Linked DNA regions of Homo sapiens: region 1 is linked to region 2. A link is an interaction called in ENCODE POLR2A ChIA-PET data of the cell type or tissue named here. Cell type or tissue: MCF 10A. All regions are shown on one strand. Each heading gives the region's core, and the rest is flanking DNA. Links, peaks and the distances in the headings are about the cores only.

The links. ChIA-PET counts read pairs that join two places held together with the same protein. Peaks named below come from ENCODE experiments on the same cell type or tissue, not always from the same donor. Only the 100,000 strongest peaks of a DNase experiment are listed, where the experiment ranks them.
Region 1: POLR2A ChIA-PET joins it to region 2 with 5 read pairs; 4 of 35 experiments call an interaction of 5 or more read pairs at or near these places.

What each region holds. Positions count from the first base shown.
Region 1 is chr14:71,415,337-71,431,589 of GRCh38, forward strand. All of the region lies in intron 2 of SIPA1L1 (signal induced proliferation associated 1 like 1), which reads left to right. Among named protein-coding and RNA genes, the nearest start is that of SNORD56B, 25 kb to the left of the region's middle. In MCF 10A, for the core only: no CTCF peak of the experiment used is centred there; no DNase peak of the experiment used is centred there.
Region 2 is chr14:71,364,916-71,381,168 of GRCh38, forward strand. The region is part of intron 2 of SIPA1L1 (signal induced proliferation associated 1 like 1); the gene reads left to right. Among named protein-coding and RNA genes, the nearest start is that of SNORD56B, 25 kb to the right of the region's middle. In MCF 10A, for the core only: no CTCF peak of the experiment used is centred there; DNase peaks (open chromatin) are centred at 7,296 and 7,796.

The DNA.
Region 1 (16,253 bases), core at 5,270-10,269, 50 kb after region 2:
AGCATCATTCTTCTTTAATAGAGGTGGAATCTAAGATTTTTAGATATCTGTAATTTTTAGCCATTTGAAAAATCCAGGCTTATAATAGCAACACAACTGAAAAACTGTCTTTGAAAACATAACATCTTTGGAACTGCCAAGAATTGCTTAATGGTGAAGCAAGCAGCCTGCAGGAATGCTCTGTGAATGTAGCTCTGCTCTGGTACTTCGAGAGGGAAGAAAAGTCAGTACATATTATTGAGTGCCCTGTGATTTTTACCTCAATCTTGGAAGCTGTTTTTCTAGATATACTTTTTTTTTCCCTCCAGAATAGCTATATGTTATTGAAATGTGCACCTTCAGTGCAGTTCTCAAATGTCTTAATTATTTTTTTTTTTTTGAGATGGGATCTCACTCTGTCTCCCAGACTGGAGTGCAATGGCATGATCTCGGCTCACTGCAACCTCTAACTCCCAGGTTCAAGCGATTCTCCCGCCTCAGCCTCCCAAGTAGCTGGGATTACAGGCGTGTGCCTCCACACCCAGCTAATTTTTGTATTTTTAGTAGAGATGAGGTTTCGCCATGTTGGCTAGGCTTGTCTTGAGCTCTTGACCTCAGATGATCGGCCTGCCTCGGCTTCCCAAAGTGTTAGAATTACAGGCGTGAGCCACCATGCCCGGATGTATTAATGGTATTTTAATAATAACTCTTGGTTGATAAACTTAAACATGACAGTTTTGAGCAGGCACCTTAAGTTCTGTATACTACCGTGAGGCCAGGCACTTGTTTAGCTTCTGTGTCATACAGCTACCCCTTGTATTTTGTTCTTTTTTTTTTTAGTATAATAAATCTATAGTTTTATTAACACAGAAACTGATAGTGTGGTATGAGGTTTACGTTTAAACAAAGTTTTCACAGAAATCTAACACATGCCTAAAAAGATTTTACAATCTAGCTCTAGATGCAAGTCCAGACAATATCAAGAACTGATGGATCTCATGACTCAAGACAGAGCATTTTGGGTTTCAGTTACTTGTTAGGATTTCTTAAAAATGGTTTTTGTTTTTTTTTTATGGGTTTTAATACACCTTGTCTTTTGAATTGAGTTGCTTCGTTTGATAACTTGAACCTCTGGGCACTGAAATATCTTCTTTTAATAGAAGTGATATCTGGTAATGCTGGTACAGTATCTCTAATAGGTCAGGTGGGAGATTCTTCTGTTATACATCCATTCTTACTCAGGTCTCCTCAGGCAACACAGGAGGAGGCCATGACTCAACAGTTCTCCCAACCTGTTGGTGACATGACTCTTCGCCTTCTAAGTGTATACTTCCTTCCTAAGTGCTATTTCTCTACTTAAGGGATATCTAAAACAATTTCTATACTCTAAAAGAAAGAAAAATCTACACACACACACACACACACACACACACACACGCATGCACACACACACAACCTTGTATATATATAGTTTTATGTGTACCTTATTAAATCCATCATTCTTTTTTAAATTATTTTTTGAGCAGCATTATTCTAGAATATAAATACTGAATTGAATAAGCATACTTTTTTCTTTTCCTTTAAACACACTTTTAAAATACAGTTTTTAAAATTAAATAGAAACATGGTCTCACTGTGTTGCCCAGGCTGGTCTGGAACTCCTGACCTCAAGTGATCCTTCTCCGTTGGCCTCCTGAAGTGCTTGGAATAAAGGCATGAACCACCGTGCCTGGCCTGCATGTAACTTTCGACTCCTCCAGAACTTAACTACTAGTAGCCTACAGTTGACCAGAAGCCTTACCAATAACATGAACAGTTGAATAACATGCATTTTGTATGTTATATGTATTATATACTGTGTTGTTACAATAACATAAGCTAGAGAGAAGAAAATGTTATTAAGAAAATCCTATTGGGAGGCCGAGGCGGGTGGATCACGAGGTCAGGAGATCGAGACCATCCTGGCTAACACGGTGAAACCCCGTCTCTACTAAAAATACAAAAAATTAGCCGGGCGAGGTGGCGGGTGCCTGTAGTCCCAGCTACTCGGGAGGCTGAGGCAGGAGAATGGCGTGAACCCCAGGGGGCGGAGCCTGCAGTGAGCCGAGATTGCGCCACTGCACTCCAGCCTGGGCGACAGCGAGACTCCGTCTCAAAAAAAAAAAAAAAAAAAAAAAAAAAAAAAAAAGAAAATCCTAAAGAAGAGAAAATATATTTGCTATTCATTAATGGAAGTGGATCATAAAGGTCTTTATCCTCATTGTCTTTGCATTGGGTAAGCTGATGAGGAGGAGGGAAAGAAGAGATTGGTCTTGCTGTCTCCAGTGGCAGAGGTGGAGGAGGAGGAAGGGGAGGCAGGAGAGGCAGGCACACTTGGTGTAACTGTTATTGAAAAAATCCACTTTTAAGTGGACATGCACAGTTCAAACTCGTATTGTTGAAGGGTCAACAGTGCTAGACAGTTTTATTTTCTAAATGCTAACTATAATACAGTATAAAAATACTAAAAATGTATAGTAGCTAGGGGATGATTAGAGAATCTTCCTTTCATCTTTGGCTGTGACTAGTTTGAATTGAGTTTGACATGGCCTGAGGTCACTTCAGAATTATTTTGTTACACGTTTTTATTATCCAAAGCCCATTTCTTTGTTCTTAAAGAAGAAAATGATAGGAAATCCTTTAGCCTAACAAACATTTTTATCAGCCAGTAGAATGGTGATCTGACTCTTTCGTATTTACTAATGCTGTTGTACCCTTTTTCTCTTCAGTAGGAACAACTTATTCTCACTCAGCTTTTATTTTTATGTTCTCCAGAACATAAGAGAGCAGCTGCCCATGCCAAATAGTTACCTCTTTTAAACTCATTCTACTGGAGCAAATGGTAAGAGGTATTTGAATTAAGTTGTCTTTGGAGGGGTGTGCCTTATTTCTTAATACCTGATTATTTTTTTGGGCCCAGATCTGCATGGGTATGATTGTCTATAGTAGTATATTGTAATTTTATAATGGTACCATGTTGCCCACTTTCTTGACTGTCTCATATATTTAAAATTTGCTAATAGTGGATTTGAACAAAAGTCTAAAGGAAGGAATCAGAAAATAAAGAAGAGAGAACATGAACTATGTGGATGTAGTTGGAGGTCAGGGTAGGAATTGTGCAGAGCTCAGCCCCACCCCCTACTGTCCCTATTTGACTTAAAAAGTTGGGTGACATGAGCATTTTTGAAGACCTGGCTTCTGAGACAGCAGGTCACACGGCAGAACTGGAGAAGAAGCTTGGGAGAAGCTTGCATTTGCCAGTTGATCATGAATTGCTAATGTTTCTCGAAGGGCTTAGGAAACAGTGATGGGGATTTTATTTTAAAACCTGGACTTCATTTTAATGTTTGTCAATCCCTCAGCATATTTTATATATAAGAGGAAGTTGTAAATGTCTTCACTAGTATTTAAGTGCCTTTCCCCAAAACCATGTATGGAAAATTAAGGCCATATGGTGGGTAAAGTCTTAAATGTGGGGAAGTTCAGCATGCCACGTTCTGGAGCTTTTGGTGCTCCTGCGGGGAGGGCTTTATTGTATCTTTTTGGAAAAGATTTTTAATAAGCAGGAGAATGTAGCGTTGAATGTCCTTGGCTTGAAGGCCATTACTACTCACATCTGCACAAAATGGGCCAAGGTCTTCAGTGAGTAGATGATAAGGGAAACACAGTGGTATGGGTGGGCAGCCCTTCCGCCTGATATCAGCCTCTCAGAGCAGGGGTGTTTCCTGAACCGTTGCTGTCTCAGCACATGACTAGCCTTGAGTTCTGCCTGTAATAGTTTCCTTAATTAAAACGGTCTGATTGGCACTCTGGATGAGCGTTCAGTAGGTTAAATAGTGAATGGTTGCTGTAGAGCTAACGGACTTTGTTTTCTTTCAGGGTTTTTTTTTTTTTTAAGTCTATAGCTTAATTCAGTAACTGACCCTTGTCTGCTACCGACCAGTGTTTTTTTCCAGTCAACTGAAAAGTAAATGTTTTGAGAAATTGACTAGGTAACATTTGATAAATATCTGTCTTTGTGTAGGGACTTTCAGGGCTGTTCTGGCCTGAAATGAAAGCTTTTGGGCCAGGGGTGATGGCCCACACCTGTAATCCTGTAATTTGAAAGGCTCAAGGAGGATCTCTCTTTTTTTTTTTTTTTTTTTTTTTTTTTTGAGACGGAGTCTCGCTCTGTCGCCCAGGCCGGACTGCGGACTGCAGTGGCGCAATCTCGGCTCACTGCAAGCTCCGCTTCCCGGGTTCACGCCATTCTCCTGCCTCAGCCTCCCGAGTAGCTGGGACTACAGGTGCCCGCCACCACGCCCGGCTAATTTTTTGTATTTTTAGTAGAGACGGGGTTTCACCTTGTTAGCCAGGATGGTCTTGATCTCCTGACCTCATGATCCACCTGCCTCGGCCTCCCAAAGTGCTGGGATTACAGATGTGAGCCACCGCGCCCGGCCAAGGAGGATCTCTTGAGGCAAAGAGTTCAAAACTAACCTGGGCAACATAGTGAGACCCCATCTCTTAAAAAAAAATTAGCTGGACATGGTGGCATGCACCTGTAGTCCCAGCTACTTGGAAGGCTGAGGTGGGAGGATTGCTTGAGCTTGGGAAGTTGAGGGTGCAATGGGCCATGATCACACCACTGCACTCCAGCCTGGGTGACAAAGCAAGACCCTGTCTCAAAAAAACAAAACAAAAACCTTAAAGCTTTTGTAGTTATAAGGTAGATATTCTGTGTTTGTTGACATCGTTTCTTCCCTGGATTTATTAGTGGAAAAGTTAATTAAGCAAATAATTATTTTATATCTATTATGTAGAGAACATTTTGCTTAGTATTAGCCAGGATAGAAATATGAAAAAGAAATGCCTCCTCGTAATCAAGTTATTTTTCTAGAGGAGAATTAGACATAGTTGGAAATGGTCATAATAAATGACCAAACATAATAAGGCCTTTAGTAGAAATATAGGTAAATGCATTGAGGCATTTATAGAGGGAGGATTGAATCCATGAAGGTGGCATTATTCGAACAGGGCATTGAAAGGCCATCTGACTGTCTGTCTGCCTATCTACCCATCTATCTGTCTACTAAAGGAGTAACATTTGGTTTTTTAGGTAACCAAAGCAACTCATCTTTGTTGTGTAAAATCTTGGATGTTCTTAATGGCACACAGATCAAAGTAAAAATCACCTAATTCCCACCAGATCACTCAGTCTTCACTAACATCCAGAAGTAACTATCTCTGCTATCACTTTTACTTATTATCTATGGAATTTTCCAAACATGCATAGAAGTAGAGAGAAAAGTGCAGTGAGCCCCCATATACTTATCATCTAGCTTCCACAGTCATGGACAGGGACATTTTGCCATTCTGTCTGTCTTTCTCCTGCTTTTGTGTTTTTTTTTGTTGGAGTTTCAGATATTATACTATTTAACTTATAAATACTTCAGTCATTTTTTGTTAACAGAGAAGCACTTAAAAAAATAGCAGCAATGTCATCACCATTAACAAACTTACTATGTACTCTAGCTAGTCGTGTAAGCCCTAGTCCATGTTTTCTCTATTGTTTCAAAATTGTCAGTTTACCGTTGGTTTGTGGGAATCAGGATCCAAGCAGCCTTCACACATCGCACGTGTCTCTTTTAAGTCTTTCTTAATCTGTAGCATTTTCTCTTCTCTCCCTTTTTTCATGTAATTTGTTGTGGAAGAAATGGGGTCATTTGTCCTGTGTCACTTTAATAGTTTTCTTTCAGTTTTGTTCTTCTTTGTGATCAAAGATATGTTTTAAAAGCAAAATTAAGATCATATTGCGCATACTGTTTTATGAGCTACTTTTTATACTTAACGATTGAATGAGGACATTTTTCTATTATTTACTCTTCTTCAATTAGTTTTTATTTTCTGTTAAATCTTATGGAATAATAGTAACTAAAATGAGAAAGATGTAGTTGATTATATTTAAAGTAAATCTGGCCAGGCATGGTGGCTCACGCCTGTAACCCCAGTGCTTTGGGAGGCTGAGGCAGGAGGATTGCTTGAGGCCAGGGGTTTGAGACCAGCCTGGGCAACATAGTGAGACCCCCATCTCTACAAAAACGAGAAAAAAAAAGGTAGGCAGGTATGGTGGTGTTTGCTTGTAGTCCCAGCTTCTTGGGAGCCTAAGGTGGGAGGATGGCTTGAGCCCAGGAGTTGAAGGCAGTGAGCTATAATCACTCTACTGTACTCCATCCTGGGTGACAGAGTGAGACCTTATTCTTAAAAAAATTATAAAATAAAATAATAAAATAGGTAAAGCTTACATTAATGATATATATTATAACAACAGATTGGTTATTTCTTTCCTCCTTGACTCCCTCCCTCCCTTTCTTCCTTTCTTTTTTATTCCAGTAGCTGTTATGGTTGGATATAATATTGGAGATGCAATTACCTGGATTGAAAGTCCATTTGGTTTTTCCTGGGGAATGTAGAAGATGGTTGTGTAAAAGACAGCCTGCCTGATGGTTCCTTGACAGGGCTGAAAGTAGAGGGAGGTAAATGGTGCTCACCCAGGCCGTGATTTTCTGGAGATTTACCGCAAGAAGGGGACTCATAATTATTGTTGCTGAACTTTATTAAAATGTTAAGCTTACATTCTCATATAAACTAGGCCACTGTAATCCCAGCACAGTGGGAAAGGATTCTTAGTCGTTAAAATGGAGTATGACGTTTTTACTTAGTGATGCTAACATTTTTAACAGTTGTATATGAGGACGTCTTTCAGTTATTGCCAAACTTTTAGCCTGGGAAAGAGATATGTGTGTTGGCTCATACCTATAATAATTATACCAGCTGAAGCTTCATGTGGCCATTTAAGTAGACAGAGTCAGCTTCATTTATGATGTTATAATTATCCCTATGGTAGTTTGTATTCTTCCATTTGATTAGACCTTTTGTAGTTATTTTAACTTTTATTTGTTGTTGCTTTTTCCTTTTTTAAAAATATGAAACAATACATATAACATCTTAACCATTTTCACCGTACAGTTCGTTGGTATTAAATACATTAATAATGTTGTCCAGCTGTCACCACCATCCATCTTCATAACTCTTTTCATTTCAGTAAAACTGAAATTCTGTACTCATTAAACAGTAACTCCCCATTCCTACCACTGCCCAGGCCCTGATGTCCATCATTCTGCTTTCTGTCTCAATGATTTAGGCTACTTGAAGCACTTCATATAAGTGAAATCATCATACATTATTTGTCTTTTTGGTGACTGGCTTATTTCACTTACCATAATGTCTGAAGATTCATCTGTGTTGTAGCATGTGTAAGAATTTCCTTCTTTATAAAGCGGAATAATATTCTGTTGTATGTGTATACCACATTTTGCTTATCCATTCATCCATCGATGGACACTTGGGTGGCTTCCGCCTTTTAGCTATTGTGAAGAATGTTGCTGTGAAAATGAGTGTACAAATATCTCTTTGAGACTCTGCTTTGAATTTTGTTGGTAAATACCCAGAAGTAGAATCATTGGATCATCTGGTAGTTCTATTAAAAAATTTTGATGAACTGCCATAATCTTTTCTTCACAGTGGCTGTACCATTTTACATTCCTACCAACAGTGCACAAAGATTCCAGTTTCTTCACATCCTTGCCAATACGTATTTTCTGGTTTTTTGATAGTTGCCATTGTAATGGGTATGAGGTGGCACCTCGTAATTTTGATTTGTATTTCTCTAATGCTTAGTGATGTCGAACATTTTTTTATGTGCTTATTGGCCATTTTAATATCTTTTTTGGAGAAATGTTTATCCAAGATCTTTGCCCATTTTTGAATCAAGTTGTTTGTTTTGTTGTTGAGTTACAGTTCTTTATATAGCTGTGATGTTAATCCCTTGTCAGATATATGAATATGATTTGAAAATATTTTCTCCCATTCTGTGTGTTGCCTTTTTTAGTCTGTTGATAGTGTCTTTTGATGCACAAAATTTTAAAATTTTCATGAAGTCCAATTTATCTGTTTTTTAATTTTGTTATATATGCCTTTAATGTCATATCTAAGAAAACATTGCCAAAGCCAGTGCTGTATAGCTTCTACCTTATGTTTTCCTGTGAGAGCTTTATAGTTTTAGGTCTTACATTTAAGTTTTTCATTCATTTGAGTTAATTTTTGTAAGTAGTATTCACCTAACTGTATTCTTTTGCATATGCAGTTTTCCCAGCACCATTTGTTGAAAGGACTGTCCTTTCCCCATTGAATGGTCTTGGCGCTCTTGTCAAAAATCATTTCACCATGTATGCAAAAGCTTATTCTGGGCTCTGTATTCTATTCCATTGGTGTCTGAGTCTGTCTTTATGCCAGTACCATATTGTTTTGATTACCATAGCGTTGTAGTAAGTTTTGAAATCAGAAAGTATGAGTCTTCCTGCTTTGTTCCTTTTCAGGATCATTGTGGCTATTTGGGTCCCCTAACATTTCATGTAAATTTTAGAATTGTTTTTCTTATTTATGCAAACATATCATTGGGATTTTGATAGGGATTGTATTACATCTGTATGTTGTTTTGGGTAATATTGCTATCTTAATATCAAACCTTTCAGTCCTTGAACATGGAAAGTGCTTCTATTTATTTCTTTTAACTTCTTTCAGCAGTGTTTTGTAGTTTTCATTGTACAAGTCTTTCACTTCCTTGTTTAATTCCTAGGTATTTTATTCTTTTGATGCGTTTTTGTAATGTCCTTTTAAGATTGTCCATTGATAAGTATATAGAAATGCAACTGATTTTTGTATGTAGACTTTGTCTCCTGCTATGTTGCTGAATTCATTTATTAGTTCTAACAGTTTTTTGTGGAACCTTTTGGGTTTTCCACATGTAAGATTATATCACCTGTGGACAGAAGTAATTTTACTTCTTTTCCAGTTAGAATGCCTTTTATTTCTCTTTCTTGCCTAAATGCTCTGGTGGAACTTCCTGTACTAGGTTGAATAGAAGTGATGAAAGCATGCATTCTTGCCTTGTTCGTGATGTTAGAGGAAAAGCTTTTATTTTAGACTTTCATTATAGACATGATGTTTGCAACTGGTTTTTCATATGTTGCTTTTATTTTATTGAGGTAGTTTCTTTCTATTCCTAGTTTATTGAATGTTTTTATCATGAAAGGGTGTTGAATTTTAACAGATGCTTTTTCTGCATCAATTCAGATGGTCATATGGGATATTTCATCTCTTCATTCTGTTAATGTGGTGTATGATCTTTGTATGTTGAGCCATCCTTGTATTCCAGGAATAGATCCCACTTGGTCATGGTGTATAATCCTTTTACTATGCTGCTGAATTCAGTTTGCCAATATTTTGTTGAGGATTTTTGCATCGGTATTCATTAGAGATAATGGTCTCCAATTTTCTTGTAGTATCTTCATCTGGTTTTGGTCTTAGGGTAATACTGGCATCAGATAATGAGTTAAGAAGTGTTCCCTCCTCTTCAATTATATGGAAATTTGAGAGGGATTGGTGTTAGTTCCTTATTTGTTTGGTAAAATTTACCAGTGAAGCCATTAGGTTCAGAACTTTTCTTTTTTGAGAGATTTTTTTTATTACTGATTTAATCTCTGTACTAGTTATATCTCTTAGGTTTTCTGTTTCTTCATAATTTAATGTTGGTAACATTTTGTATTTCTAGGAATCCATTTTTTCTAGGTTATCCAGTTTTTTTGCATACAGTTCTTCATAGTGCACTCTTATAAGCCTTTTTATTTCTGTAGAATCAGTAGTAATGTCCCCACTTTCATTTTTGATTTTAGTAATTTGAATCTTCCCTTTTTGTGTGTGTGAGTACATCTCAGTAAATATTTGTCAATTTTGTTGATATTTCCAAAGAACCAACTTCTGTTTCCTTAATTTTCTCTGTTGTTTTTCTTTTGTTTAGTTTATCTCTACTCCTTCTTTCTGTGAGCTTTGGGTTTAGTTTGTTCTTAAAGTTAGGTTTTTGACTTGAGATTTTGTCTTTTAATGTAAACATTTATAGCTGTGAATTTTCCTCTCAGCACTGCCTTTGCTGTGTCCCATAAGTTTTGGCATTTGTGTTTTCATTTTTGTTCAAGTCTTAAGTATTTTCTAATTTCCCCTGTGATTTCTCCTTTGATCTATTGGTTAAGAATATGTTGTTCAGTATCCTACAATTTTGTGTTTTGTGGAAATAGTTTTACTTCTTATTAATTTCTAACTTCATCGTGTTGTGATTGCAGAAGACATTTTATGTGGCATCTTTGAAAATCTGTTGAGACTTAATTTGTGGCTTAGTATATGGCTTGTCCTGGAAAATATCCCATATGCTTTTAAGAAGAATGTGTATACTGTTCTTGGAGTGTTCTGTATATACCTGTTAGTTCAGTTGGTTTCTTGTGTTTTTTGAGTCCTCTGTTTCCTTGTATCCAGTCCAGTTGTTCCATCCATTATTGAGAATGGGGTATTGATGTCTCCAACTATTATTGTAGAATGGTCTATTTCTCTCTTTGGTTTTATTTTAGATTTATTTTAGATATTTTGATAGTTAGGTGAATAAATTTTTATAATGGTTATATCTTGCTATATTGTATTTTTTGTTACTATATAATGTCCTTTTTTTGTTTAATGTAAGCGTTTTTGACCTAAAATCTATTTTGTTAGGTATTAGTATAACCATCCTTGCTTTCTTTTGGTGACTATTTGCACGAAATAATCGTTTTATTACTGCACTTAGAATCTGTTTGTGTCTTTGGATCTAAAGTGAGCCTCTTGTAGATAGCATATAGTTGGATCATGTTTTTTAATTTTTTAATCTTTAAACACATGTCCTTTGTCTATCAGAGGTTGTTTTTATCTGTTCTACCATTCTCTGTCTTTTTTGATTAGAGAGTTTAATCCATTTACATTTAAAGTAATGACTGATAAGGAGGCACTTTTGTCATGTTGCTATTTGTTTTCTACATGCCTTGTAGCTTTTTGGTTCCTTATTTCTAGCATTAACTGTTGACTTTTGTATTTGTTTGTTTGTTTGTTTTTAGTGAAACCTTTAAAATTTTTTTTTTCTTGTTTGTATTCTGTAGGTATTTTCTTTGTGGTTACCATAGGAATTACATTTAACATTCTAAAGTCATAATACCCTAATTTGAATTTCTTTCTTTTTTTTTTTTTTTTCCCAAAGACAGAGTCTCACTCTGTTGCATAGGCTGGAGTGCAAGTGGTATGATCTTGGCTTACTGCAACCTCTGCCTCCCAGGTTCAAGCGATTCTCCTGCCTCAGCCTCCTGAGTAGCTGGGATTACATGCGTGCACCACCATGCCCAGCTAATTTTTTTGTATTTTTAGTATAGACGGGGTTTCACCATGTTGGCCAAGCTGGTCTCAAACTCTTGACCTCAAATGATCTGCCTGCCCTGGCCTCCCAAAGTGCTGGGATTACAGTTGTAAACCACTGCACCCAGCCTGAATTTATACCAGCTTAACTACATAAACTCTCTTCCTCTAATAGTTCAGGCACCACCTTTTTCACTGTTGATGTCACAGAATTACATCTTTATACCTTGTGTGCTCAAAAACATAAAGTAATAATGAACTAATAAGAGATTAGTGCATTCATTTCTTAAACCATGTAGAAAACAAAATGTGGCATTGTAACTAATAGCACTACCTTTTAGACTAAATTTTTAGAGAAAGTTTAGTCTCTTAAATCACAGAGCAAACAAAAAATGCAGTTACAGACTGTTTTTACAATGATACTTTTATAATTGCTCCTGCATTTTCTTTTATTGAAGTCTTTATTTCTTTATGTGGCTGCAAGTTACTTTTTAGTGTCCTTTTATTTTTACCCTGCAGGGACTTCTTTTATCATTTCTTGCAAGACGGGTCTAATGGTAGTCAACTTTCTCAGCTTTTTTTTTTGTCTGAGAATGTCTTCATTTCGCACCCACTTTTGAAGGACAGTTTTGACAGAATAACATTCTGGTTGATAGGTTTGTTTGTTTGTTTTTTGCACTTTGAATATATCTTCCTACTGCCTTTTGGCCTCCAAAGTTTCTGATGAGAAAACTGCTAATAATCTTAGGAGGATCCTTTGTATGTGATGAGTTGCTTTTCTCCTGCTGCTTTCAAGATTCTATCTTTGTCTTTAGAAAGATATTATAATGTGTATCAATGGGGGTCTCTTTGAGTTTTCTTGTCTCCTTTTGGAACTCTCACAATGTATGTGTTGCTTAGCTTGATGGTGTCCCATAGGTCCCCTGGCTCTGCTCACTTTTCTACAGTCTTCTTCCTGTTTCTCAGACTTGATCATTTTCATTGTCCTCTCTTCAGGTTCACTGATTCTTTCTTCTGCATCCTCAAATCTGCCTTTGATTCCCTCAGTGGATTTTTCATTTCTATTGTGCATTTCAACTTCAAAAATTTTTTTCTGGATTTTGCATCTCTTTATGAATATTTTCATTTTGCTTATGAATTTTTTTTTAAGTTTCTCTACATCTTCCTTTAGTTCTTTGTTTATCTTTAACATGGTTGTTTTTGTCTAGTAAATCTGCCAACAAGTATTTTTCAGGGTCAGTTTTTAATTTATTTTTTCCTTTGAATGGGCAGTATTTTCCTGTTTGTGTTTCTTGTGATTTTGTTGTTGTTGTTGAAAACTGGACACTTTATTTTTTTATTTTTATTTTTTTTGAGATGGAGTCTCATTTTTTTGAGATGGAGTGCGGTGGTGTGATCTTGACTCACTGCAGCCTCCACCTCCCAGATTCAAGCGATTCTCCTGCCTCAGCCTCCCAAGCAGCTGGGACTATAGGTGTGTGCCACTGTGCCTGCTAATTTTTGTATTTTTAGTAGTGATGGGGTTTTGTTTGCCATGTTGGCCAGGCTGGTCTCGAACTCCTGACCTCAGGTGATTCCCCCCACCTCAGCCTCCCAAAATGCTGGGATTACAGGCATGAGCAACCATGCCTGGCTGAAAACTGGACATTTTAATCTCATAATGTGCCAACTCTGGAAATCAGATTCTCCCCCTTCCTTATGATTTGCGGTTTTTTTTTTCTTTTTTACTGGTTTTATTTTTATTTTTATTTTTATTGTAGGCTGTCTGTGTGCTGATGATCAATCTGATGTGTAAATTTAAGGTCTTTTCAGATATTTTCTGAGTCTGCACCTTTCCCTGACCATGCATGGTCACGTTCTAATTTTCCCCATATATGTGGTTGCTTTTGAATGGCCTAGTCTTTAATGTCTGGCCCTTAAAAGGGGTAAAGAGAAAATTGAATGGGGGTTGGGGAGAAGGGCTCTGGCCTGTTAAATGCCCTGAAGTCCCTTTGGTCAAAAAGGAGGGGCTTCCTGCAAGAGGGGAGGTTCAACAACAGTGGCCTCTTTGCACTTTTGTGATCAGAAGCAGCAGTCAGCCATTAGAGCACAGATCCCTGATATTTAGAGGGCAGGGTCCTTTTTGCCCATCCTGGCTCTTGCCAGCTGTGTGCAAACTACTCTAGGAAATGTGTGCCCAGCTACCTGCCCCAGGACTTGGGGTAGATGATGGGTAGCTGCAACTACGGTAAGAGCCAAAATTAAATGAAAATAACCTCAATGAACTGTTCAGGCTTTCTGCTAGAAGTTGCAAGTTTTCCATAGATTCCACAGCTCCAAAATAATTATTTTGGATAGATTCTGCCAGTGCATCTATTGTCTGGGCGGGAAGACAGATTCCTGATACTTGCTACTCTGTGATCATCCCAGAACCTGCTCCTCAATTTCATTTTAATTTAGTAATAGTTGCTGAGATATTATTTTTATTTCACCGTATTATTTAATCCCAAGTCACTTGATAACATTTTGTTTTTGTGGGACATTTTTTCAAGATTAATTTTTTAATAGAAGTAATAAATTAGTCCATTTATAAGGTTTGAGTGCCTGTTTCCTCCCCACTTCCCTCGTCCTGGTTCTCTGGCTTGCTCTCCACTGGTAAACAGTTTGTTGATTTGGTACTTTTATTTTTATTTATAATATAAAAGCATTGTATTTTTGTATTTTAGAAACTTCACATAATTGCCATTGTATTTAATATCTGTAATTTTTTTTTTTTATTCAACAACTGGCTTTGGATAGGTATTCATGTTGGTTCATATAATCCCAGTTCATCCTTTTTAACTGCTGCCTAGTCATGGGGATTGATTTTTTTTTTCTTCATTTTTCCCATTGCTGAACTTCTAGATTGTTTCTGATAGTTCCTGATTATAAACAAGGCTGCAGGCAACATCCTTGTCCTTGGCTCTGTGTATATGGGCATGTTTCTCTATGCAGTTGTCAGGTCATGGGATATTGTAATAGACACTCTCGAATTGCTTTATCTAAGTGGCTTCCATCAGCAGAGGATAGGTTCTTTAGTCCTATATGTTTATATGTGGAGAAATGGTACAGGATAGGAACTGTGTTTGAAGACCTGATGTATATTTACAAATAGGTAGATCTCATTAGCTTATAATATTTGGCTTTGAAGTTGAAGGCTAGTTTTATTCATTGCACTGTATTTTGCTATCAGATGTGAATTTATTTAGAAATAAAGAATTCTGCTGTTGAATAATTGCAGGTAAATTACTATAATTACCATTGAGCTTTTATGTAAAAGTAACACCTTGTTTTACAATCTGTGCATTGGGGGTAAAGCTAGGTGTGAGGGTTGTCTTAAGTGCTTCTGAAGTTTGGAAGACTTCTTCAGTTAACTGCTAATCTGTGTTCTAATGGCTGAGGGATGTGTTGTATATTCAGCATCACACCTACCTCATTATGGACACCACAGGCAGAGGGAATACATAATTAAATGAGAGCTACTGCTGGGCAGAAATAGGCACACCACCTCCTCTAGTTTCCCTTAAAGGACTGTTGGTTTCAAAGTAAGAATGGTATTTATTCTTTTCCTTTTTTTTTGCATGGTTGTCTGGTATGATGGGGAATATTTCTTTCTTCCTTTTGATCTTTTAAGAAAATAAAAAACTGTAATACTTATTTTATCAATAAATTATTTTCAGAAGCTTTGGTTTTTGAAGTTATCAGTCTTCATATGCCACTTCTTTCTCCACAATAGTTACGTCTGTTCCATTTTATCTCTACAATCCTCTAGCTGGAGATCTCATCAGTATTCTGAGCCTCACTCTATTCATCTAACAAATGGGGCTAATAAGCCAGGAGCCCAGCAGGGTTTTTGGGAGCATGAGGTTGTCAGTGCAGTGCCTCATAGGAAACAAGCTGCACGGGACCAGAGAAATCACTTAATCCAGCCTTCTCCTATAACAGATGAGAAAACTGAGGCTGAGTGTCACATAATGTGTAGCTTCTCTCCCTTTTGTTTGTGCTTAACTAATATCTTTCTCAGTTGTGGGATCACTTTGCGACTCTGCTTCTTGAGAAACCACAGGGGCAGCTTTTGCACAGGGCATTTTCCTTGCTTGCAATTTCTCTTTCTTTTCACCACCTGTCAAGTCACCTTGCCCTCCCTTTGAAACACATTCAAATTCATTTCCTCAGGGAGGCTTTTCTAGTTCATCCTTAAAGATGGGTATTTCAAATCCTGATCAACTCAGTTTTATCCTTCACTGTGGAAATGTGAAGGACCTATTATTGATATTATTATAAAGGTCCTATATAGATATACATATACACTTATATTTTTTGTTATTTAGGGAAAAAAAACTTCTTGAGAACAAATTTGTTAGCAGCGCAGTGTTATTTGTGTATTTTGAAAGGGACAGTTTCAGTTGATGAGATAATTAAATGCACGATATGCTTTTAGCATGTTAACTCCTACTCACAGATCCTTGTTCTGCTTTTCATACAATCAGCTTTCAAGCTAGTAGTCCAGAGCTAAGGATTATGTTAAATAAGTTAGAAGAAAACCACCCACTGCTAATTCACATCTTTTCATATGGGTGAATATTCTTGCAACTTTCCCCTACTGTGCTTTCTTCCACACTATGAAAAGAGGCAAATAAAGTAAAAATGTCAAGTAGCAGTATACACTCCTAAAGATAACTCACAGAAGTAGTTATATGTGGACTTAACTAGTACATAAAAGATTACATGAGGCTGGGTGTGGTGGCTCTCAGCTGTAATATCAGCACTTGGGAGGCTGAGGCAGGAGAATCGCGTGAGTCCAGGAGTTCGAGACCAGCCTGGGCAACATCGTGAGACCTAGTCTCTACAAAAAAATACAAAAATTAGCTAGGTATGGTGGAGCATGCCTGTACTTCCAGCTACTTGGG
Region 2 (16,253 bases), core at 5,738-10,737:
TTGTATTTTTAGTAGAGGATGGGTTTCACCCATGTTGGCCAGGCTGGTCTCGAATTCCTGGCTTCAAGTGATGCACCTGCCTTAGCTTCCCAAAGTGCTGGGATTACAGGCATGAGCCACCATGCTAGGCCAATTTTTTTTTTTCTTGTTGCCCAGGCTGGAGTGTAGTAGTGCGATCACGGCTCACTGCAGCCTTGACCTTTTGGGCTCAAGCCATCCTCCCATCTCAGCCTGCTGAGTAGCTGGGACCACATCACATGCCTGGCTAATTTATTTTTTTGTAGAAACAGGGTCTCACATGTTGCACAGGCTAGTCTTGAACTCCTGGGCTCAAGCAATCCTCCTGCCTCAGCCTCCCAAAGTGCCCCAGCTCATCCCATTACAGGCATGAGCCACCCTGCTGGGCCTAGAACATCTTGAATTACTTGCCTACCTATGCTGTGCCCCACTGTCGATAATGCCAAAATCTAGCTCAAGAGTCTCCTCTGCACGGCCTTTTCAAAGCCCTCTTTCCACTATTGCCCGTAGGCACTTTGAGACCCTGAGGTTATTAGTCATGACTGCCTTTGTGTCGTCTGTGTGCCTTTTCTCACTGCTCAGTAGTTGTTTGATGACATGGTAGTTTCTCAGCTTCTCTCTATCCCAGTGGAGCATACAAGTTTAGTACATGTTTAAATTAATAAATAATAATTCCTTTGCATTTCTAAGGCATTTTGTTGTTTATATATTATTGCATTCTTCCTTCAACTATGTGAAGTATGTAGCACACATGGTTTTTAACATTTTTTATTTTTATCAGGCAAGGCTATTAAGTATTTTTTTTTTTTTTTAGCAGGGTCTGGCTCTGTCACCCAGGCTGTCGTGCAGTGCTGAGATCTTGGCTCACTGCAACCTCTACCTCCCTGGCTCAAGCCATCCTCCTACCTCAGCCTCCTGAGTAGCTGGGACTACAGTTGTCTGCCAACATGCCTGGTTAATTTTTTTTTTTTTTTAAGAGATGGGGTTTTGCCATCTTGCCCAGGCTGGTCTTGAACTCTTGGGCTCAAGCCGTCCTCCTGCCTCTGCCTTCCAAAGTGCTGGGATTACAGGCATGAGCCACTGTGCCTGGCCAAGGCTACTAAGTCTTAAAGCTGTGGTTCTTGAATAACCTGGGGAGCTTTTAATAGAAGTCCTGATAGCCCAGACCAATTAAGTCTTAATCTCTAGAGGTCAGGCCTGGGTAGTTAGTATTTTTTAAAAGCATCACTGTTGAATCTGTTGTGCAGCTACAGATAATTACTGTTGTGGAGTTTGACTTATCATGAAGTCTTAGTGGTGGTGTAGTCAAGACTAGAATCCAGGTCTTTTGACTCCTATTCTACTGCCTTTTCCTCTGCACTTTGAACTTTCACAGGAACCAGAAGCACTGCAGAGAGAGAGAATGCCTTGGTATAGATGCCAGTGTTTTCAGTTTTTGGAGGTGCTGTAGTATAAACATTGAATTTAGAGTTGGGACCATGTTTCTGTTTTGGCTCTGCATTTATTATTTTATTTTATTTTTGAGATGGAGCTCGCTCTGACGCCCAGGCTGGAGTGCAGTGGCGTGATCTCTCACTGCAAACTCCGTCTCCTGGGTTCACACCATTCTCCTGCCTCAGCCTCTCGAGTAGCTGGGACTACAGGCGCCCGCCACCATGCCTGGCTAATTTTGTTTTTGTATTTTTAGCAGAGATGGGTTTCACTGTGTTAGCCAAGATGGTATCCATCTCCTGATCTCGTGATCCACCCGCCTCGGCCTCCCAAAGTGCTGGGATTACAGGCGTGTGGCTCTGCATTTATTAACTGTGGATTAATAACTACTTGAGTCTGTTCTCTCTTTAAAAGTAAGGACACTACTGTAATTTCTAAAGCTTATTGTGGGGATCAAGTTAAGTAATATGTTAAAGGATTTTTGTAAAGTATAAAGTGCTTTTTAAAACTTATTTTTACTCAGTTTTAACCTAGTGCGTTTATTAGCTTGCTTTTCTTGGGATCTATAAGTTACACAAGAAATATATAAATATGGTCTCACAGAAATCGTCAAATAACACAAAATTATGCAGAATAATGCCCAGAGGTCACTGTTAGTTGCATACTTTTAATCCTTTGGTATGCATGTAAGTGCATAAATATGTATGTATGTGACATACATTTTTTTGGTTGTCTTAACATAAATAGTAATACTTTGTGTGTTTGTGCCTTTTTATTTTAAACTTAACAGCATGTCTTCGATCATTCCATGTAAGGATATATAAACTTCTCTCATTCTTTTAATAGCTGTATACATTTTTTCATATATTCCCATTGGATGGACGTTTAGCCTGTTTCTAATTTTTCACTTTTATAAAAAAGCTAATGAACATTCATTGCTTTTTTTTTTTTTTTTTTCCCGATATGGAGTCTCGCTGTGTCTCCCAGGCTGGAGTGCAGTGGCGCGATCTCTGCTCACTGTAAACTCCGCCTCCCGGGTTTCTGCCATTCTCCTGCCTCAGCCTCTCTAGTAGCTGGGACTACAGGCGCCCGCCACCGCGCCCGGCTAATTTTTTTGTATTTTTTACTGGAGACGGGGTTTCACCGTGTTAGCCAGGATGGTCTCGATCTCCTGACCTCGTGATCTGCCCGCCTCGGCCTCCCAAAGTGCTGGGATTACAGGTGTGAGCCACCGTGCCCGGCCTTTTTTTTTTTTTTTTTGGAGACAGGTTTGCTCTTGTTTCTCAGGCTGGAGTGCAATGGCGCCATCTTGGCTCACTGCAACCTCTGCCTCCGGGGTTCAAGCGATTCTCCTGCCTCAGCCTCCTGAGTAGCTGGGATTACAGGCGCCCACTACCACGTCTGACTAGTTTTTGGGTTTTTAGTAGAGACGGGGTTTCACCATGTTGGCCAGGCTGGTCTCGAACTCCTCACCTCAGGTAACTCCCCTGCATCGGCCTCCCAAAGTGCTGGGACTACAGGCATGAGCCAGCGTGCCGGCCTTCCTTTTTTTTTTTTTTTTTTTAATTAAAACATTAGTTAATTCTTATTAAAAGATTTATTTCCGGGGCATTGGGGGTTAAGTAGTAAATGTCTTCAGTGTGAAATCTTAAACCTTTTTTACTCAAGTCAGAATAGAACTTAGACTTTTTCGTTGTTGTTAGAAAATATACTAGACCTTTTCTGGGGCAGCTTTTATGTTTTTTGTACATTTTGTTTGTTTTATTTTTGTGGTATTCTTTTTTTTTTTTTCTTTCTTTTTTTTTTTTATTATACTTTAAGTTTTAGGGTACATGTGCACATTGTGCAGGTTAGTTACATATGTATACATGTGCCATGCTGGTGCACTGCACCCACTAACTCGTCATCTAGCCTTAGGTATATCTCCCAATGCTATCCCTCCCCGCTCCCCCCACCCCACCACAGTCCCCAGAGTGTGATATTCCCCTTCATGTGTCCATGTGATCTCATTGTTCAATTCCCACCTATGAGTGAGAATATGCGGTGTTTGGTTTTTTGTTCTTGCGATAGTTTACTGAGAATGATGATTTCCAATTTCATCCATGTCCCTACAAAGGACATGAACTCATCATTTTTTATGGCTGCATAGTATTCCATGGTGTATATGTGCCACATTTTCTTAATCCAGTCTATCATTGTTGGACATTTGGGTTGGTTCCAAGTCTTTGCTATTGTGAATAATGCGGCAATAAACATACGTGTGCATGTGTCTTTATAGCAGCATGATTTATAGTCATTTGGGTATATACCCAGTAATGGGATGGCTGGGTCAAATGGTATTTCTAGTTCTAGATCCCTGAGGAATCGCCACACTGACTTCCACAATGGTTGAACCAGTTTACAGTCCCACCAACAGTGTAAAAGTGTTCCTATTTCTCCACATCCTCTCCAGCACCTGTTGTTTCCTGACTTTTTAATGATTGCCATTCTAACTGGTGTGAGATGATATCTCATAGTGGTTTTGATTTGCATTTCTCTGATGGCCAGTGATGATGAGCATTTTTTCATGTGTTTTTTGGCTGCATAAATGTCTTCTTTTGAGAAGTGTCTGTTCATGTCCTTCGCCCACTTTTTGATGGGGTTGTTTGTTTTTTTCTTGTAAATTTGTTTGAGTTCATTGTAGATTCTGGATATTAGCCCTTTGTCAGATGAGTAGGTTGCGAAAATTTTCTCCCATTTTGTAGGTTGCCTGTTCACTCTGATGGTAGTTTCTTTTGCTGTGCAGAAGCTCTTTAGTTTAATTAGATCCCATTTGTCAATTTTGCCTTTTGTTGCCATTGCTTTTGGTGTTTTGGACATGAAGTCCTTGCCCATGCCTATGTCCTGAATGGTAATGCCTAGGTTTTCTTCTAGGGTTTTTATGGTTTTAGGTCTAACGTTTAAATCTTTAATCCATCTTGAATTGATTTTTGTATAAGGTGTAAGGAAGGGATCCAGTTTCAGCTTTCTACATATGGCTAGCCAGTTTTCCCAGCACCATTTATTAAATAGGGAATCCTTTCCCCATTGCTTGTTTTTCTCAGGTTTGTCAAAGATCAGATAGTTGTAGGTATGCGGCATTATTTCTGAGGGCTCTGTTCTGTTCCATTGATCTATATCTCTGTTTTGGTACCAGTACCATGCTGTTTTGGTTACTGTAGCCTTGTAGTATAGTTTGAAGTCAGGTAGTGTGATGCCTCCAGCTTTGTTCTTTTGGCTTAGGGTTGACTTGGCGATGCGGGCTCTTTTTTGGTTCCATATGAACTTTAAAGTAGTTTTTTCCAATTCTGTGAAGAAAGTCATTGGTAGCTTGATGGGGATGGCATTGAATCTGTAAATTACCTTGGGCAGTATGGCCATTTTCACGATATTGATTCTTCCTATCCATGAGCATGGAATGTTCTTCCATTTGTTTGTGTCCTTTTTTATTTCATTGAGCAGTGGTTTGTAGTTCTCCTTGAAGAGGTCCTTCACATCCCTTGTAAGTTGGATTCCTAGGTATTTTATTCTCTTTGAAGCAATTGTGAATGGGAGTTCACTCATGATTTGGCTCTCTGTTTGTCTGTTGTTGGTGTATAAGAATGCTTGTGATTTTTGCACATTGATTTTGTATCCTGAGACTTTGCTGAAGTTGCTTATCAGCTTAAGGAGATTTTGGGCTGAGACGATGGGGTTTTCTAGATAAACAATCATGTCGTCTGCAAACAGGGACAATTTGACTTCCTCTTTTCCTAATTGAATACCCTTTATTTCCTTCTCCTGCCTAATTGCCCTGGCCAGAACTTCCAACACTATGTTGAATAGGAGTGGTGAGAGAGGGCATCCCTGTCTTGTGCCAGTTTTCAAAGGGAATGCTTCCAGTTTTTGCCCATTCAGTATTATATTGGCTGTGGGTTTGTCATAGATAGCTCTTATTATTTTGAAATACGTCCCATCAATACCTGATTTATTGAGAGTTTTTAGCATGAAGGGTTGTTGAATTTTGTCAAAGGCTTTTTCTGCATCTATTGAGATAATCATGTGGTTTTTGTCTTTGGCTCTTATTTTTGTGGTATTCTTGTTTCACTATTGGGATAGACTTTTAAAGACAGGTGTGTGCATTGCTTAAGTGTAACTCCTTTAGTGTGACTGCTGTATAATTGCCCTTCAGTAGTAACACCAACACAACAGTAAGGGGCAGTACTTATTTTTGGTGGCTACTAAGAGCTTATTATACATATATGTACTAAGAGCATACATTATCTCATTTCTTCATGTGGGTGTTACTCAGGTGAAGTTGAAGCGTTTAGAAATGGAGAGTCAGAGAGGCCAACTTGCGTGCCCAAGGTCAGTTATGAATCTAGGATTCAAAGGTCTTGATTCCAACTGTGATGCTCAACAGTCGCCCAGGATTTTGCCAAATCATAAATGGTACCTTGTGTCTGTGACATCACAGTTTAGTTTCTATGTTATTTATATTTGTATATCTTGTTTTTAAATAGTAATAATTTAACATAAGCAGAAATAGTCCAGGCTCTGCAGTATCTATTCTATAGAAAGTACTTATAATAAAAGTGATATACATTAATACTATAATATAAAGGCAAATACTAAATGAATTTAATAATAAGAGTGGTATTTTGGAGTGAAAAAGGCCACTAAATGGGGGAAGTTGATCTTTAATTCTATTTATTAAATAACAGGATGACCTTGATAAATAATGCTGTTTTCTCATTGGTGACATACTATTAGACTAAGTAGTTCACTTTATATTTAATCAGCCATTATCCTGAGTATTATTAGTGTGAATAAGAAATACTTGTTAGAACATTGGGCAGTGGTAATCAAAATGAATTTCGAAGTGGAATTGTAGTAATGGTTGCCTTACCTTGAGTAATGATAAGGACAATATTTCTGTAATGGATTGTTTATTCATGAAAGATGAAAGATTAAAATGGTCTGTCTCTACTGATGAAAGTAACAGAAGGCAGCCTCAAAGTTTATTTTTATTTTTATTTTTTTAGAGACATAGTCTTGCTTTGTCACCTAGGCTGGAGTGCAGTGGTGTGATCTCAGCTCACTGCATCCTCGACCTCCCTGGCTCAAGTGATCCTCCCACCTCAGCCTCCCAAGTAGCTGGGACTACAGGCATGTATCACCATGCCTGGCTAATTTTTGTTTTGTTTTGTTTTGTTTTGGTTGGGACAGGGTTTCACCCTGTTGTCCAGGCTGGTCTTCAGCTCCTGAGCTCAAGTGATCCACCTGCCTCTGCCTCCCAAAGTGCTGGGATTACAGACCTGCAACACCGTGCCTGGCCAGAGTCTTCAAAGCATATTAAAATATCTATTATTATTTTATTATAGGCATAATTGAGTGTTTTATGGAGCTATGGATGGTTGTTTCTCAATAATGTTCACTATAATTGGAGTTTAAGCAAAGGTATGGTTTCACATGTATTCTTTGTATACTCTTGTGTCACATTTCACTTGAGTGGTAAAATAAAACAGTTCTAAGTGGCATAGTCTAGAGGTCAGGTGATGGTGTCAGCCTCTTAACCCTTACTTGATCTCCTTAATGCATCTCAAGTTTAACATGATTGCTGAATGGTTGAAACAAATCTGATGAACTCAGACTTATTTGCTGAACCCTTTATTTTATTAAGAGGTTAGAAAATATGAGAAACCACAGTTCAGATATTATGATACTGTCTCGTTCATGGTTTTAATTTTTTAAAGGACATGTTTTTGGTCAGTATATACTGGGTGATTGCCTGACAGAAGAGAATGAGTATGCTGGCTCACCTTCCTGTGTAGACTTGTGCACTCAGAATTAGTCAGCTTCCAGGAAGCAATTGGGTGGTAATGACTTTTAGTTGCTATCAGTATGCATAGATTCAAATAAAACCTTGGGCATTCTGCTCTGAACAATACATTTAAACAAAATTCTCAATTTCTTTTTTTCTCCCGTATCCAGATTAATTTACTTGAATAGACTCAGAAACAACATTATACTTTATTGCCATCTACAAGGAGCTGTTTTTTGAGATGACATTCCTCTTAGAGGAATTTACTTCTTTTTCCAAAATTTACAATTCGCTATTTCTGTCTGTGTTCTACATTTACGTTTTCAGTACGTAGAATTTAAATATTCATGTACATTCTGTCCTAGTGACTAAGGAGCATTATGTAAGGAATTTTTCTTCCTCTTTCAGTATATTGACATCACATTCCTTGGCCTAGTATTCATTTTGTGTTTGTATTTCAGTGTAATCCTAACAAGTCCATTCAAGCAGTAGTTGAACCGAGGTTAAGTGGTATTATGGTTGTTTGGCAAGTTATAGCCATAAACACTTACTTTTAAACACAGAATGGCCTGGGGTGTCTGTAATATTCAGTTGCATAATCACAGATTATGCTTTACAAACACAGGAATAAGTACCTGGGTCACATAAATCTTCAGTGAGAAATTGCTCCAGAGGATGGAGCCTACATCTGTAGAGTTCCCTTGAGTGTTTTCTTAGGTATATTAACATTTTTCATTTAATTGAAATGTTTCTGATTGGATGGAACTGTGGATAGTATTTTAGAATTTCCAGATAATCTCCTAACAAACATCTAAAGGAATGGGTTGAAATGTTACCAGTGTTGGGCTGGGTGCAGTGGCTTATGCCTGTAATCCCAGCACTTTGGGAGGCCGATGCAGGCGGATCATGAGGTCAGGAGATCGAGACCATCCTGGCTAACACGGTGAAACCCCATGTCTACTAAAAATACAAAAAATTAGCCAGGCATGGTGGCACGTGCCTGTAGTCCCGGCTACTCGGGAGGCTGAGGCAGGAGAATCACTTGAACCCGGGAGGTGGAGGTTGCAGTGAGCCGAGATCACGCCACTGCACTCCAACCTGTGCGACAGAGCAAGACTCCGTCTCAAAAAAAAAAAAAAAAAAGTTACCAGTATTGGACGGGTGTGGTAGCTCACGCCTGTAATCCTAGGACTTTGGGAGGCCGAGGTGGGCGGATCACTTGAGGTCAGGAGTTTGACACTAGCCTGGCCAACGTGGTGAAATCCCGCTTCTACTAAAAATATAAGCAAATTAGCTGGGTGTGGTGGCTGGCGCCTGTAATCCCAGCTACCCGGGAGGCTGAGGTGGGAGAATTGCTTGAACCCAGGAGGCTGAGGCAGGAAAATCGCTTGAACCCGGGAGGCAGAGGTTGCAGTGAGCTGAGATCACGTCACTGGACTCCACCTTGGGTGACAGAGTGAGACTCTGTCTCCAAAAAAAAAAAAAAAAAGTTACCAGTATTTAAAAATGTATATACTTTTCAAAATTTTATATTTTTTCTCCTCTCTTCTTCCTTCCTGATACCTTTGTGATTTGAAAGCTATTTAAAATGAAACCCTGGTTGGGCTCAGTGGCTCATGCCTGTAATTCTAGCACTTTGGGAGGCTGAGGCAGGAGGATTGCTTGAGGCCAGGAGTTCAAGACCAGCCTGGGTAACATAATGAAATGTCCCTACAAAAAGTTAAGAAAAAATCCTTAGACTCAGTTCACCCTCTGCACACTGGCTGGAGTGGAGTTTAGAGTCATTCTGTTTGAAATGACTGGTAAAGTGTCCATTCAGGGCAGCTCTGCTATGAATGCAAGGAAGTGGTCTTTGGAGCTCTTGTGTAGTATTTGAAAGTACTTCGTGTTACTGCAGACAGCCAAAGAACTGAAATAGAATGCCTGTGATCATGTTTAGAAGATCCCATGGGCATATTGTATATTCTTTAGAATGATGTCAGTATTTTTGACAAAATTTTTTTACTTAACTGCCATTTGCAGTATTTATCAGGAAACCGGAGATATTTGATATAGGACTGTTTTTGTAGTATTTTACTAAATGCTTTTATTGAACGATTCATTCTTCAATTTATCAGTAAGAGTTAATTTTTTGTAATTATTTATATACTCTTATATGTTTTATTCCAACTAATTTTGTCGGTAAACTTATTTGGAGAAATCGTATTCAGTTAAAAGTATTTTCTTGATAGAGCCTTCAAGGTTGCACACTATAGATTTTTATTTATAGTATTTATTATTTTTTATAAATCTATAGTTTTATTAAGACAGAAACTGACAGTGTGGTATGAAGTTTACATTTAAACAAAGTTTTCACAGAAATCTAAAGTATATTATTTTTAATTTTTAATTTTAGTAAAGTGGTCATGCCTGGTTTAAATTGTAAGTAAATAGTAATACAAGGCTTGGAAAGAAAAATTCCTATGCTGTATGCTTCCTGCTTCTCTCTCTGAGGCAACCGTTTTGAAAGTTTTTTTTTTTTTTTTGCTGTTTCTAGTCGCATTCACTGCCATATATCTAAATAATATATTTTCACTCCTATAGCCTGTAGTTTTCAATTGCAAACATTATATTTTGACTTCTTCCTATACAAGGTAAGGATTTGGCTCCTCCTATTTCCCTTTCCCCATCCTCTCAATGATAATTTTACCTAAGTTTTGGTCAAGCCATCATTCAGTATTTACAGTATTATCATTTGAATGTTGATGACAGTGACCACAGAGTTTTCAGTGATCATAATTTCTTTCTCCAACTGTTTCTCCAATAGAGACAGACCATTTTATTTGCTTAGCTTTCTATTTATCAAACAATAATTTTGTTCTAAATATTCTTATAGAACTATAACAACTCAAAGGGTAAAGCAGATTAGAGAATTCTTCAGTTCTGGTTTTCTCTTGGCACTGTCTCTTTCGGGGTTCTGTGTCCTGTTGGTTCTGAGCTGCTTGCTTTCTAGCCTCTGGGGAGCTGCCATTTTGGAACTTCTTTTTACCACCATCTTGGGGATTCTCTTGGGCTTTTTCCTTTGGTGGACTTTCTATTTCCTAGATTCTGTGTGGTCATCTTTCTTTATTTTCCCATTTTGGTGGGAAAGAGATATATAAGTATTAATATATACCAATATCCATCTGCCCATGAGTGGGATTTAAAGCAAACTTTTATTTCCTAATTGTCTGCTACTAATATGTAAGAATATACTTGATTTTTTTTTACATCAGCTTTGTATCCTGCAATCTTGTTAAATTCATTTCTTATAATAGTGTAGTTGTTTTTTAGATTCTGGAATTTTCTACACAAATGATCATGTTCCACAAATAAGAGATTTTACTTCTTTATTTCCGATCTTTATGCTTTACACCTCTTTTTCTTGCTTTATTCCAGTATAGTGTTGACTAGAAAGTGGTGATATCAAGCATTCTTGCTTTACTCTTCTCAGGAGAAAATAATTCAGTCTTTTGCCTTTAAGTATTATATTGGTTTTAGCTTTTTGTATTTGTCCTCAGTTATTTGATAAAGTTCTTTACTCTTCTAGTGTGTGGAGAATTTTTATCATGAATGTCTATTGGATTTTGTCAAATACCTTTTCTGTGTCTATTAGACTGATCCTGAGCATTTTCTTCTTTAATCTGTTAATATGATGTATTACACGGATTGATTTTTAAATGTTAAACCAAAAATGCATTATTGTGATAACTGTGGTGGCTCATGGTATACCTTTTTATATAGTATTGGATTTAATTTGCTAAAATTTTGTTAAAGATTTTTGTGCCTCAATTAATGGTCTGTGATTCTTATTTTTTGTTTAGTGTCAGCATTATGCTATCCTTATAAAATGAGTTGGGCTTTGATCCCTTTTCTGTTTTCTGAAAAAGTGTATGTAGAATTGGTTTAATCTTTTTCTTGAATGTTTCATAGAATTTGCCAGTGAAATCATATGGACTTAGAATTTCCATTTTTGAAATATTTTAAATAACAGATTTGATGTCTTTAAAAAATATATGGCTACTTAGACTTTTTCTTTCTTGTGTTATTTTTGATAGGTTCAATTTTCCAAGAAATTTGTCCATTTCATGTAAGTTGTTGAGTTTGTTGGCATAGTTAAACATTGTGTTCTCTTATAATCTTCTTTTTTTTTTTCTAGTAGGCATGTTGGGTTTACTTTGATTAGCAAATTGGCTTTTACAATTATTAGAAAATCATTTATTTGCCAGTATTTAAAAATCAGGAGGTTCCACGTGATCCAGATTTAAGCTACTCTTGAAAAACTAAAAAATCAGGCAACTTTTTTTTTTTTAAGTATTCCTTTTTCTTTTTAATCTCACCAGCATCAGTTATTTCATTTATTTATTTTTTTTTAGTATTTATTGATCATTCTTGGGTGTTTCTCCGAGAGGGGGATTTGGCAGGGTCATAGGACAATAGTGGAGAGAAGGTCAGCAGATAAACAGGTGAACAAAGGTCTCTGGTTTTCCTAGGCAGAGGACCCTGCGGCCTTCCTTAGTGTTTGTGTCCCTGGGTACTTGAGATTAGGGAGTGGTGATGACTCTTAACGAGCATGCTGCCTTCAAGCATCGTTTCCATTTAACCCTGAGTTGACACAGCACATGTTTCAGAGAGCACGGGGTTGGGGGTAAGATTATAGATTAACAGCATCCCAAGGCAGAGAAATTTTTCTTAGTACAGAACAAAATGGAGTCTCCTATGTCTACTTCTTTCTACACAGACACAGTAACAATCTGATCTCTCTTTCTTTTCCCCACATTTCCCCCTTTCTATTCGACAAAACCACCATCGTCATTATGGCCCGTTCTCAGTGAGCTGTTGGGTACACCTCCCAGACGGGGTGGCAGCTGGGCAGAGGGGCTCCTCACTTTCCAGATGTGGCGGCCGGGCAGAGGGGCCCCCCCACCCCCCAGATGGGGCGGCCAGGCAGAGGCAGCCCCCACCTCCCAGATGGGGCGGCGGCCGGGTGGGGGCGCCCCCCCACCTCCCAGATGGGGTGGCGGCTGGGCGGGGGTGCCCCCCCACCTCCCAGACGGGGCGGCGGCCGGACGGGGGCGTTCTCCACTTCTCAGACAGGGCGGCTGCCGGGTGGAGGGGCTCCTCAACTTCTCAGACGGGGCGGCCGGGCGGAGGCACTCCTCAGTTCCCAGACGGGGTCGCGGCCGGGCAGAGGCACTCCTCACCTCCCAGACAGGGTGGCAGCCGGGTAGAGATGCTCCTCACTTCCCAGACTGGGCGGCCAGGCAGAGACGCTCCTCACTTCCCAGACTGGGTGGCCAGGCAGAGGGGCTCCTCACATCCCAGACCATGGGCAGCCAGGCAGAGACGCTCCTCACTTCCTACACGGGGTGGCGGCCGGGCAGAGGCTGCAATCTCAGCACTTTGGGAGGCCAAGGCAGGCGGCTGGGAGGTGGAGGTTGTAGCGAGCTGAGATCACGCCACTGCACTCCAGCGTGGGCAACATTGAGCACTGAGTGAGTGAGACTCCGTCTGCAATCCTGGCACCTCGGGAGGCCGAGGCGGGCAGATCACCCGAGTTCAGGAGCTGGAGACCAGTCCGGCCAACACGGCGAAACCCCGTCTCCACCAAAAAATACAAAAACCAGTCAGGCGTGGCGGCGCGTGCCTGCAATCCCAGGCACTCGGCAGGCTGAGGCAGGAGAATCAGGCAGGGAGGTTGCAGTGAGCCGAGATCGCAGCAGTACAGTCCAGCCTCGGCAACCGAGGGAGACCGTGGAAAGCAGGAGATGGAGACGAGGGAGAGGGGGAGACAGTGGAAAGAAGGAGAGGGAGAGGGAGAGCTAATCTTCTTAAATGTCTATAGGATCTCTGGTTTTTTGGTTTTGTATTTCCATTTCTGATACTAATGATTTGTGTTTTGTCTTTTTTTTTTTGATCACTCTAACTAAAAGTGTGTCGGTTTTGTTGATATGGTACTTTTAAAGACTCAGCTTTTGGCTGTGTTAATTTTTTCTGTTGTCTTTTTTTCATTTCAGTGACTTCTGTTTTCTGTTATTTTCTTCTTTCTATTTTGGGTTTAGTTTGCTCTTTTTCTTGTTTCTTAAGGTGGAACCTTAGGTAACTGTGGTAGATCTTTCTTATTTTCTTTTATTAAGCATTTAAAATAAGACATGTTTTCTATTTGTTGCCATTTGGTTCAGATGTTTTCTGATTTCCTTTTTGGTTTCATTTTTGACCTATGAGCTCTGGAGGTGTGTTGTTTCATACATTGGGGATTTTCTTAGATATCCTGTTATTGATTTCTAATTTAATTCTGTTGTGGTCAGAGAATATTTGTGGAATTTCAATCCTTTTATTGAGAGCCCACCATATGATATGATCTGTCTTGATAAATGTACCATGTGCATTTGAAAGGAATGTGTCTTTTTCAATTGCCACATTTTCTGTGAATGTTAATTAGGTTGATAGTGTTTTTCAGAACTTCTAGGTCATTCCTGATTTTTTTTTTTGTCTAATTGTTCTATCACTGAGTGATACATTGAAAATCTATGATGATTTTGTCATTGTCCTTTTTTTATTATGTCTGTTGTTGCTTCATTTATTTTGAGATGTGTGTACATTCATAATTGTATGCCTTCATGAATTGTCTCCTTTATAATTATGAAATGTTGCTTTTCATAATTATACTCTTGATGGTAATACTCTATTTAAAAGTTGATTAGAAGCTCTGTGTGTGGTGAGGCTGGCATTCCTTTGCCTCTGGATGATCTGTTTGGGCCCTGCCATTTCAATGGTAGTCCCCTTATTGATCTAGTTCTTCTCATTTTCAGCCTCACCCCTTAGTACCTCAGTTTCTTAGCCGTTCTGAAGTTCTGTATCATGAATAGATTGCTTCCTCCTGGTGACTTCCTCACACTTCGTTTTCAGCTTTCTCCAGTTTGCTAAATCAATTCCCAGTTATGTGTTGCTTTTCTATCTGTCAGAATTTTGTTGACATCTCATATGCTGTTGCCTTTTTTTCATATTTTTCTGTCATGTTCTTTGTTGTCATTTCCGGAGGGAATGGAGGTAAGTGTCATCCACTTACTTACATTACATTAAGACTTTCTTTCTTTCTTTTTTTTTTTTTCCTTTAAGAGACTGGGTCTCACTCTGTTGCCCAGGCTGGAATACAGTGGCCTGATCATTGCTCACTGCAGCTTCAAACTCCTGGGCCTGAGCAGTCTTCCCACCTCACCCTCCCAAGTAGCTATGACTACAGGTGCAGGCCACCGTGCCTGGCTAATTAATTTTTTTTTTTTTTTTAAAGAAATGTGGTCTCGCTGTGTTGCCCAGTACTGGCCTCAAGCGAGCCTCCTACCTCAGCCTTCCAAAGTGTTGGGATTATAGGCGTGAGCCACTGCACCTGGCACAGTAAGACTTTTAATTGACATACATTGTTGTTAACCTGATCTTTAAAATATAAAACACTAATTCAGTGTTATCTTCTGCCATGTAAGGAAAAAAGAGTGCGTGTGTGTGCGCGCGTGCGCGTATGGTGTCTATTTCAGTGATTTGAAAACTAATGTATTTCTTGCTGTAGATTTCATTTACATTAGAAAGTATTAGTGGTGTTTACTTTCTTTGTGCTTCGTTTGGTAGACATTGAGCAGTATTTTATACATTTTCCATTTTACAATTTTAATACCGTCTTTTTTTGTTATGGGGCTCACTATCACATAAAATGTTTTTGTAAATGATTAGCTATTTTTTGTGTTTTGATAACTTATTATTGCCATATTCTTTCAAGTGCCTTCTTTTTGAAAATAATAATAATAATATAGAATAGAGGTTTCTTTGACCTAGGATTTGAAAGTCACAGAGTTGCCATTTTAATCTAAGTCATGTAAATATACTGCTAGTTTCTTCACCCAGAAATGTAAACTTCACAGAGTTGTTAAGGGTATCTTACTTGTAAGGTAATAGAAAAGGGTTTAAAAACATACCTAATGTGTGTAAAATTGTGTATGGAATAATTAACATACTTTTGGATAGTTAGGAATTAAATTATTTGTGTTTATGTCCTTTGATAATTAAATGGTTCTTGTAGATAACTTTTAGTTGAATATCCTTTGTGGTGTAAAACTTGTCCCATGCTTTGTAAAATGACGCTCATCTCATAACTTCTTCATATCCCAGATACAGTCCTGCATGAAGGTAGACAGCTGCCCAAATATGGTACTTAAATGCTCAAGAACTTACAGGCCTCTAAATTGCTCCATGTTCAGTCTGGTATTTTGCGATGCATTCCAAAGATTCCTGTTAATTGCCTGTGTTGTTACTGAAGAAGTTATATCCTGGGATGTTATCTGCCTTTGGCCTCTGGACAAAAATTTGGTTTTATCTGGAGAACAAGACTTTAAGAGAATAGGATACAGGACTCTTAAGTTTTTTGGATAGCAGGGTAGAAGAAATCTAAAATCTATGCAATGTCAGGGTTGGTAGGCCTTGATAGAGAGCCATAGCTCTTAGCCTTGGGAAGCAGGGAAATGATTCCAAGTAGAGTAGGGATACAATATCTATTTTTCAGGCCTTTTAGATCCAGCCCTGTCTGATCTCTTAATCATCATAATACTTATGTAGTTATTGTCATGTTTGAGTATAAAATCCATGCACTTGAAGACCAAAGATCCAAGTACTAGCAGCTTAGCAACACTTATATGCTGCCCATGTAAGCCTCTTAAAGCATATTTCACAAGTGAGGAAAAGTAGAAGTTTCCCACCCTTAATGGGAAGAAATGAAGGAAAAAAGGAATATTAATAATTGACTATTACCCCCATAGTGCAATTGGCATTTGTACAAAATATAAGACATTCATTGATATGACTTATTTTATTTTATTTTTGAGATGGAGTCTGGCACTGTCGCCTGGGCTGGAGTCCAGTGGCGTGATCTTGGCTCACTGCAACCTCCGCCTCCCGGGTTCAAGTGATTCTCCTGCCT